2 separate regions of the Homo sapiens genome follow, and region 1 is linked to region 2. A link is a loop called in an ENCODE intact Hi-C map of the cell type or tissue named here. Cell type or tissue: PC-9. All regions are shown on one strand.

The links. Hi-C counts contacts between places; a loop is a spot of excess contacts. Peaks named below come from ENCODE experiments on the same cell type or tissue, not always from the same donor. Only the 100,000 strongest peaks of a DNase experiment are listed, where the experiment ranks them.
Region 1: it touches region 2 in a loop (6-fold over the local background); 8 of 110 quality-filtered maps call a loop at or near these places.

Annotation. Positions count from the first base shown.
Region 1 is chr1:167,686,090-167,691,089 of GRCh38, reverse strand. RCSD1 (RCSD domain containing 1) reads right to left here. Exons shown (of 7, transcript NM_052862.4): 4 at 970-1,041. Among named protein-coding and RNA genes, the nearest start is that of TRP-CGG1-1, 26 kb to the left of the region's middle. RefSeq lists enhancers at 641-1,840, 3,068-3,247. In PC-9, CTCF peaks have their summits at 2,794 and 2,993 (motif pointing right); a DNase peak (open chromatin) is centred at 3,009.
Region 2 is chr1:167,440,047-167,445,046 of GRCh38, reverse strand. CD247 (CD247 molecule) reads left to right here. Exons shown (of 8, transcript NM_198053.3): 2 at 4,280-4,383. Among named protein-coding and RNA genes, the nearest start is that of CD247, 76 kb to the left of the region's middle. In PC-9, CTCF peaks have their summits at 2,531 and 2,732 (motif pointing right); a DNase peak (open chromatin) is centred at 2,766; H3K4me3 peaks cover 377 bases; H3K27ac peaks cover 647 bases.

The sequences.
Region 1 (5,000 bases), 250 kb before region 2:
TGAGAAACCCTGGTCTTGAGCAGCAGGAGCCGGGCAGTGACCCACAGTGGAGATCTCTGGCATCAGCTCCTTTTATTATATCACCTGTGAAAGCTCTGTCTCCACAAGACTGTGAGTTCAGGACCAGTGTCTTCTGCTTAATTACAGTCCCAGGGAGCCAGCCAGCCCTGGGCACGGGAGGTGAGGGCTCTGGGCACACAGGGTTACTGGTGGAGAGGTTGGACAGGATACTTCCCAAATAACAAATTTGTCCAGACTGGTGCAGTGTGCAGCAACTGAACACCAGCCCTATGCAGGGCTGAAATGGTTTGTGGCTGCATTCAGGCCTTGGGAGAGAGGCGTTGGCTATTTCAAAGTGTTTATGGCAACTATGGTGTCCTTTCCCGTAAGACTCTTTTTTTTTCTTTTCGTTTTTGAAGACAGGAGCTTGCTCTGTTACTCAGGCTGGAGTGTAGTGAAGTGACCTCAGCTCAATACAGTCTCAACCTCCTGGGCCCAAGCGATCCTCTCACCTCGGTCTTCAGAGTAGCTGGGACTACAGGTGCACATCACCATGCCTGGCTAATTTTAAAATTTTTTGTAGAGATAGTGTCTCACTATGTTGCCCAGTCTGGTCTTGAACTCCTGGGCTCACGTGATCCTCCAGCCTCAGCCTCCCAAAGTGCTGGGATTATAGGGGTGAGCCCAGCCCCATACAGACTCTTGAGGTATCCCGTTACCCATCAACCCCCACCACTAAATGTCAAATACATGAGCTTGTGCTTGATGTGGTCCTTATGTTAGTTCTTTTCCCTCAGGCAGGGCTGTGAGATCCTTATCGTTTACTGCAATTTGATCACTGGCTGATTATTGGGGCCAATTATGCAGGTGACACATAGGCTACCCCTATGAGCCTCAAAGTCATGCAAATTTTGGATAAGAAGTGGAGTTAGATAAAAGGTAGCAATAGACAATGAATTCTGCACTTACCTGAAGCTTCTCAATCAGAGGCGAGCTCTTGACCTTGAATTTAGGAGGGTGGCTCGCATTGGGTGGTGATTTCTATGGAGCAAATCAACCAAAACAACCAGATAAGTAAGGTGAGGAAAGTGGGGTTCTGGTTGGAACCCAAAAGCCACAGGCAGAAGGAGAAGAGAAGTTGGTGTTGCCACTTTCTCATTAGTTCAGTAGCCCACATACTTCATTAGGGCCTGGGCGACGTGAACTTTCCCCCTCCCTCCCTCATCCCACCACAGCAAGATCTTCAAATCAGAATTAGAGAAGTCAGCGCCGACATCCTTAACACAGAAGGTCTCTCCCAGGAAGAGTGACTTCATTGTTGTTATGAAGGAAAACTATATCTGAGCAAGATCTTCACCTCATGACCTTCAACACTGTGAATCAACAATTTGGGGGATTTCAAAGACAAAGGGCAAAAATTACCATCCTGTTTGTCACACACACAACAAGAAACCAGACCAGGATGACAGAGGTATGACTGGAATTCCTCCCTGGACCCAGTGATATTTTGGAAAATCCCATCGATGGCATGATTTATAAATTATGATTTTCCAAAATGTTGAATATTTGAATATTCTTTTTCTTTTCTTTTCTTTTTTTTTTTTTTTTTGAGACAGAGTCCTGCTTGTTCCTCAATCTGGAGTGCAATGGCGCAATCTCGGCTCACTGCAACCTTCGCCTCCTGGGTTCAAGCAATTCTCCTGTCTCTGCCTCCCAAGTAGCTGGAATTACAGGCATGCACCACCATGCCTGGCTAGTTTTTGTATTTTTAGTAGAGACAGGGTTTCACCATGTTGGCCAGGTTGGTCTCGAACTCCTGACCTCAGGTGATCCACCCACCTCCCAAAGTGCTGGGATTACAGGCGTGAGCCACCACGCCCAGCCTGAATATTCTTTTTAACCAAGTAAACATTTACTGAGTATTTACTACGTCCCAGACATTGTGTGGGTCATACAAAGATGAGCATGATTCAGTCTCGGTGGCAGGAGCAGTCCGTGGCTGATGCATGTGTTACATAATCATACGTACTCTCTGTTAGTTGTAGATATTTTTGTGATGAATGAATGCCAGGAATCTTGTCTGCCTTCGGGATCCATATCATGTAAAAATATTAACTCTGTGTTTTGCGTAAAATCCCCACAAACATGTGAGAATGGTGACAGTGATAGGATGATGATGATGAAGAAAAGGAAGAGGATGACTTCCATGTGGTTGGACAGAGGCCAAGGCAGAGGAGGGATCTCCCCATAGTGTGGAGACCAATGTGTATGACCTGCTCCTTGACCCCATGTACTAATTTTCCTGAACAATAAGAAGAACTACACTGATCTCTTAGGAAGATTCTGAGATATTTATAATGTGAGATGATTGTGTTTTAGTGATGGAAGGAGGGAGGCTCACCCAACTGAACTCCTCGTGATCTTTTTACAGCCCAACACCAAGGGAGAGCATGGGCTGGACTTACAGGATCCCCACTCCTTCTAATTCTAGTTTTGGCAGGAGCCAGACGAAGCCCTTGGCCTCAGCCTCCTCTACCAAGATGCAGCTGGGCGGGAATAAATGATTCTAAGGACTCCTGCTGCCTCTGCCTCCATGTGTCTTCACTGTCGGGTATGTTCCTATAGCAGTCTTTCAAGGAGCTTTTTATCTAGGATGAGTATAAAGAGCTTCCAGCCCCAATGGAAGTGCCCTTGGTTTCTGTGCTTTACAGGGAAATTTCACACGGGCTGGGGTTTTCAGAGAAACTTTTAGAAACTGCAGCAACAATTTTGCTGATAAAGCTCACTTCATGTAATATTATTAGTTCTTCTCTTCCCCAGCTGACCACTGATTTCTGAAGTCTGTGGAAATTCAGTGGACCCTGCCCCTTAAACACAGTATAGTACTGGGGACCCAGCTGATGCTCCATAAAACCCTATTGATTTGAATTGCAAAGCAGAAAGAATCCAAAATAGCCTCTAGTGCAGTTCCTGGAAATGACAGCAGGTGGCATCATTTCCCTTACGGTTTAACAAGGGGCTTCAGGCAAGCGGCTGAGACTAACAATCCGGTGGAGAAAAACCAGCCTTCCATCCCTGTATATGTATATATATAGCTGTATTTACATGACATTATTACCACGTCTAGAAACTACGGACTAATTTCCAGATGGGAATGCTTTTCAGCCTTTTCTGAGTATAGGAGGCAGGATCTGTGGCTGCATTAAACACCCAACTTCAGCTGGTTCTTCCAGAGAGGGGTAACTCTTGGTCACCCTGCCATCAGGAGGGGCCCTGCAGTCAGCAGGTGCTGTCAGGGGGCTGACCCCACTGTCTCAGACCTGAGCAAGCATAGCGGGGCAGGGATGAAATGACCCTTCCTGGCACTGTGCATTGGGAACCGAGGGGTAGCCTGACCGGGTCCCTCCCTGCAGGCCCCCAAGGTTTCCAGCATTAGAGCCTCTGCAGGCTGAGCTACAGGAGTATGGAAGGAGAAATGTGGACAGCAGCCTCCAATTAGCCCTGCCAGACAAAGCAGGCTGCTCATTTTATTTCTATGTGAATTTCTTTTCTTTTTTTTTTTTTTTTGAGACGGAGTCTTGCTGTGTCACCCAGGCTGGAGTGCGGTGGCGCGATCTAGGCTCACTGCAAGCTCCGCCTCCGGGGTTCACGCCATTCTCCTGCCTAAGCCTCTCGAGTAGCTGGGACTACAGGCGCCTGCCACCACGCCTGCTAATTTTTTGTATTTTTAGTAGAGACGGGGTTTCACCGTGTTAGCCAGGATGGTCTCAATCTCCTGACCTCGTGATCCGCCCACCTCGGCCTCTCAAAGTGCTGGGATTACAGGCGTGAGCCACTACGCCCTGCTTCTATGTGAATTTCAAGGCCACGAAAAGTCATTGATCCCTGGAGGTAGTGTCCTTTCAATGTGCGAGCAGCCTGTCACTCCAGGCAGGATTTTCTAAAATCCGCCCTTGGACTTAACCAGCCCTTGGCCATTATAAGCCATTTAACTTCTGGGTGATGTGCCCCATGGGGTGAAACCTGTGAATGCATTTCCACAGAGCTGCCAGGATGGAGCTGTTTAACCCAATCACTAGCCTAACTCCCTCTGCTTTTACTCTAGGGGATAAAACTTCCCTAGCCAGCCTCCCTGATCTATCTGGTTAGTGATTTTGTCCTCAATTTCACAAATAAGAAAAATGATTCGGTATGGTGTGGTGACTTCTCCTGGGCCAAGCCCAGGCTATCAGGGGGCAGTCTCACATTAAGCTCTGAGTGGCCATAACCTCAACCCATTGCATAGCAGTGGAGACACTGAGCCCAGAGGTTGAAGGTTACAAGGAGAAGTTGATTCTCTGGAAAGAGAGGTTGTTGGTATGTGTTTGGTCACAGCACTGGCTGATGACCCCATAAAGCCACAGAATCATATTGTTGGCACTTGAAGAGACCCAAGGAAAACCTCAGTGTTTTTAAACTGTGCTCCTTGGGGTTCTCATCCAAGAATAAGACCCTTGGTCAGTGGGGAGAGAGTATTCTGAGAGCATTTGGGGCTCCAGGCCTCCCCTCCCCCATCTCACTTGGCCTGGGGCAGCGATGAGTTTCTGCTTTATCTTGTGGGCTTCTGTTTATAAGCCTTAGGTTGACAAAAAGGCTTGAAAACCATTGATCTATTTCAGCTGTTTCACTTTATAGATGAGAAAATGTAGGCATTAAGATGCTTGCCCAAGTTCACATAGGGCACCTAATGGCTATTGTCAGGATGCTGGTCCCCAAAAAAGAAGGGGAGAATAAAGAGGTTGTTGAAGTGGAATTTGGGAATGACATTGTCTTTGGCTTGCTTGCTGTATTTTGGGGTTGGCCTCCCAGGTGAGATGACAGAACATACAAATCCATTTCTGGCACAGACTATGACCACAGTGAAGGTTCATGGGTTGCTGGCATAAGGTGTGGAGAAGGCACTCCTGCAGCTACAATTAGATAAATAAAGATAGGAGAATATGCAGGCTAAGAACCTATTA
Region 2 (5,000 bases):
GGCTGAGGCAGGAGAATCACTTGAACCTGGGAGGCAGAGGTTGCAGTGAGCTGAGGTCATGCCATTGCACTCCAGCCTGGGCAACAGAGTGAGACTCCACTTAAAAAAAAAAAAAAGTATCGTATTTAACCCTCACCACCATCTAATGAGACAGGTAGTGTTGTTATCCCCATTTTACAGATGAGAAAACGAAGGCTTAGAGAAGTTCCATAATACACAGTTCAGAAGTACAGTGTATAAGAAGGACCAAAGCTTTAATTTTATTGCATCTGTTTGACAGAAATTTACATTTGTTGTAGGGTATGGCTGCATCTCTACAGAAGGCAGGGCTTCCCTCTCACATGCTGTGGCCCCTGTAATGATGCAGGTCTGAATCTCAATCCATTCATGGCCATGCAGTGAAGTCCCCATGCCCAGGTTCCACTCCAGGCCACTTAAGTCAGAGCCTCAGGGGAGAGGGCGGTGGATTGAGAGTCTGTGTGAGAATGCTCTATTAGTCTCTGGGGCTCCTTTCAGATGCTGAGGTTCTCCTGGGTGCTGTACTCTTGGGTAGGGATCAGGAACATTAAATAAAACAGCTTCTCCACTTTTACAGAAAAGTAGCTACCATGTAATACCCTGAAACCTCCTAGGAAGCAGCTGCTGGTCCCTTTGGGATGGAATTGGTAGAAATACGAAGAAGCCACAGGAGCGCGCACAGGGAAGAAGCCAGGACCAAGTAGAGAGTGGCGATGCGGTGCCTTTGAGCTGGCATCCTGCAAAACTGTCTGTTGTCCAGGGAAGCTCCTACACCTTGTGTGCGGCCTCAAGAGCTAAGACTTAAGCCCCATGAGGGCAGGGACTCAGAAGACTCGACCCAAATATCAGACATCATTGTCTTTTGATTCTCATCACAACCCTTAAGGTAGATATGATTACCCTCCATTTAATAGATGAGGTAACTGAGGCCCAGAGAGGGAAGTGACTTGTCCAAAACCACACAGCTAGTAAGTGGCAAGAGAAGTACTCGAACCCACCTGCACGCAATCCAGAGTTCATTCCATTTCAATAGTTCCCGGCACAGAGCAGATGCCCAATGAATATTTAATTAATTGCGTAACTGAATCAGGTCCTGCATCCCTGCATGGAGCTTTCTGGGCCATGACTGTCTTCCTCAGGCCCATCTCTCCCAGCACAGGTATAGTGGGACCGAGGAGAGGAGGGTCCTACACAGGGAATTATGTTGGGGTTAATATCCTCTCCTCCACCCAACCACACACAGCACACTTGTCATCAGTCATAAAACTATGCAGAAAGAAAGGAAGAAGGAAGGAGGGAAGGAAGAAAGGAAGGAAACTTGTTCATATTATTTATCTCAGGGACATGCCCAATCCCCCTGCCCCTTTGTGTTGTGCTGAGTCTGCACAACACAAAGAAATATTTCTTATTTGTGCTAAATTTACTGTCCAGTAATTTTTCTGTTCTAATTTTCTGTGACAAGCAGCTGAGTGATTTTCTCCTGGATTTTCTTCTGAGTCTCAACCAGTCCCATAAATCGCCACGGTTATCTCCTCTGCAGTCCTCACAGCAAAAAGTCACCCCAGCTTTGGTGGCCTTCATGGGGGCTGGCTTGTCCCCCAGAGGCCTTTAGATCGTCCCTAGGTCAGTGAGGACTTCCAGCAATACCTTGGGGCCAGAGGGCAGGCACACCTGGGGCTGGGCCCAGCATCTTCCTCATCACTGAAGTTCAGCCCTGAAAAATTCCATGATATCGAGTGATTGTCTACCCTGTGCCCTGCACTCTGATGCTGGGGCTGGAGGAAGAGGCAATAATGAAGATGCAGCCATTGGTCTCAGGTGCTGACAGCCTAGATGGAGGGGCATCTGAGTCCTGAGGAGTTGGGTTTGTAGAGCGCTTTGGGGGATATAGGCTCTTGAACCGACATCCTCTCACTTTTTCCTCAGGGGCTCAGGTGGTGGGACAGTCTGATTTCAACAGGTGTTGAGTGGAGGGGTAGAACGCAAGCCTAGAAAAAGATCTAGCTCAGCAGGCCAGGGGGTAGAAAAATATGGGTGTTCAAGGAAGAATGGGGGGAAAAGACAAGAGCAGAGGGACAGGGTGGCACAAAGCTGTGGTCTTTTCAGGCCTGGACTGGTTATGGCAGAGCCCTAACATGGCTGGACAAAGAGCTTGGACTCTCGTCCGAGTGGCTGGGTCATCAATGGTCTCTGGGCAGGGTCTGTGGGAGGTTTGTAGAGATCAGCTGCCTGGGGGCAAGAGGGGTCCTGAATTAGGGTTGGAGTCAAAAGCCAGGGGACAGAGGGATTCAGGGTGGTGGGGGTGGGGACACTGGCGGCTGCCTTTGAATCATCTGCTTCCATAGTTCGTCAGGGAGGCCAAAACGTTGCTGGCATGGAGGGGTAGGCAGGGCTGGCCCAGGGGCAGGAAGGGGGCGAGAACTGCTAGGGATCAGTCCTGGGCTGCCTGTGACCGTGTGCTCTGAACCCGAATACTCGGTGCCTCAGTGTCCGAGTGTGGGTGGCAGGAGGATCTGACGATGATTACATTTAAGGCAGTGTCTGAAGAAATGTTAGTTTTCACCCTGTTCAACAGAAGAGGCAGCTGACAGAGCATACATAACCTGCCCCAAATCACACAGCCAGAAAGAATGACAGCACTCCCACATATGGCCTCCACTCCCTCTGCCCTCATCTGGGTCCAAAGGCCACCAGAGGGCGCCCAGGCCTTGGGAGACAGACACTAGCGGGGCTGGCCTGGGACCTCTGCTCTAGTTACCAGGCAGGGGTGGAGTGAGATGGGTACCACACCCTGTTTTACAGGTTGAGTTGCTGCACGTTTACCTAGTAGGAAGTATGGTCAGACTAAAATCTGAGTCTCCTCATTCACAGTGCAATGATGTTCCAAATAAAAACACTAACTTTTTAAATTTTTTTTTGAGACGGAGCCTCACTCTGTGTGCCAGGCTGAAGTGCAGTGGCGTGATCTCGGCTCACTGCAACCTCTGCCTCCCAGGTTCCAGCGATTCTCCTGCCTCAGCCTCCAGAGTGGCTGTGATCAAAGCTGCCAGCCACCACGCCCAGCTAATTTTCGTATTTTTAGTAGAGATGGGGTTTCACCACGTTGGCCAGGCTGGACTTGAACTCCTGACCTCAAGTGATACACCCATGTCAGCCTCCCAAAGTGCTGGGATTACAGGCGTGAGCCACCGCCCCCAGCCCAAAAATGCAAACTTTTATTTAACCAGAGTATTTAGTGTATCTGCATTCTTCAGCCCATTGTACTCCAATGGCAGTGCCAACTAAACGTGCATTAACTACAGCTTGACAAAGGTTAATATGGCACTAGGAGTTAGGGGCCCCTGGGAAATTTGCAGTGGGAGAAGCTAACACAGAAGGGATCTTTGAGCTGCATTTTGTAGGATGCATCAAATGTTACCAAATAGTAGGGTTTCAGGGAGAGAAATGGAGGGAACATGAAGAGGGAACAGAGAGTGCAAGGCACAGGGCAAATAGTCTGGAAGAGCAAGGCGTGTCCTGGGAATGGGGTGTGTGTAGTGGGAGGAGGGGAGACAGAGAAGGCTGAGGCCATGGAGCTGGGACTAGGGGACAGGGAGATGCTGGGCCTAGGTGGGGAGGGGCACCAAAGGTACCTCTGTCTGTTGGCCATGAAACCCTTCAGGGAACAGGGAAGGGAAGCCGAGCACCAGATCCCACTGTCCTAGGCGGGAGAGTGCTTGGCACTGAGGAGGCAGGGAGTTGGGGGAGAGTTAACCCAGATTCTCCCTGTCCTAGTTAACTGTCAGATATTGAAATGATCTCATTTGACCATCATTTGACCTATTGTCTCCCTGTGGGTAGGCCTCAGAGCCACACACCTCAGGCCAGGAGTACCATTCATCCAGACGTGAACATCTTCCCGAGGCTTCCAGAGTTCTTGGTTCACACCGGGGCTAACATGGCTGGGCTTCTGCTGCAGTGGCAGGAGCTCTGTGCACAGAGAACAGCCTCATCTGCTCGCCTTGTTTCCACCTCCCCTCCCATTGCCCCAGGTTCTTTGGCCCCACAGCGGCCACATCTGCCGTTGGTGCCAATAGGTTTTCCAGGAGCTGGTTGAGGTGGGAGGGAGGGAGAGGGTTGTGATCAGGCTGAGGCATGGGGATTGGATATAGTCTCCGTGTCATGATTTATTTGGTCAGTCAGTCCTAGTGCCACCCTGGGGTAATGGGGATGTGTTCTCGTCACCTTGGGCCTGGCTGACCAGCTTTATCTCTTGGCACAGAGGCACAGAGCTTTGGCCTGCTGGATCCCAAACTCTGCTACCTGCTGGATGGAATCCTCTTCATCTATGGTGTCATTCTCACTGCCTTGTTCCTGAGAGTGAAGGTGGGTACCACTGGGCTTTGGGAGGAGGGCACGGGGTCCCCCACTTGATGGATGTTCAGAGGGGCCTTGGTCTTGGAAGGTCTCAAGCTCGGGTGGTGCCTGGGGCTTGGTATCCAGGAGCAAAGCAAGGACCAGCCAAGTGTGTGCCTTGAGTGGGCTGAGGAGGAGGTGGCAGTGTCTGGCTGAGATGGACAGGGTAGGAGGGAGAGCCTGGTGCTAGGCACCTCCATGACAAGCCGTACAAATGTGTGCACATCAGAGTGTCCCAGGGAAGGCGATGCTACTGGTGACAAAGGGGCTTACACTCAGGCAGAGGTCCTTCTTTCCAAGTGTGAATGAAGGCCATGTTAGCCTTTCTCTTGAAAAGGCCCTTTCCTCATCTGTAACTGGGGAGCTGACCAGAGCGTGGGTTTTTCACTTGGTGCCTTGCAGACCCTGGATTTCTTCGTGGGGCTGGTCATGGTGTGGGCAGAGATTGGAAGAATTTAGGAGTAAAGGGGAGAATCCAGTCCCAGTCATCACTTCAGTGCTTCTCAACCCATTTCTTGTTTGAATTTTGGACTTTGGCATAATATTTTATTTGAAAAACCAAATCTTACTGAGTTTCTTGTTTTAAG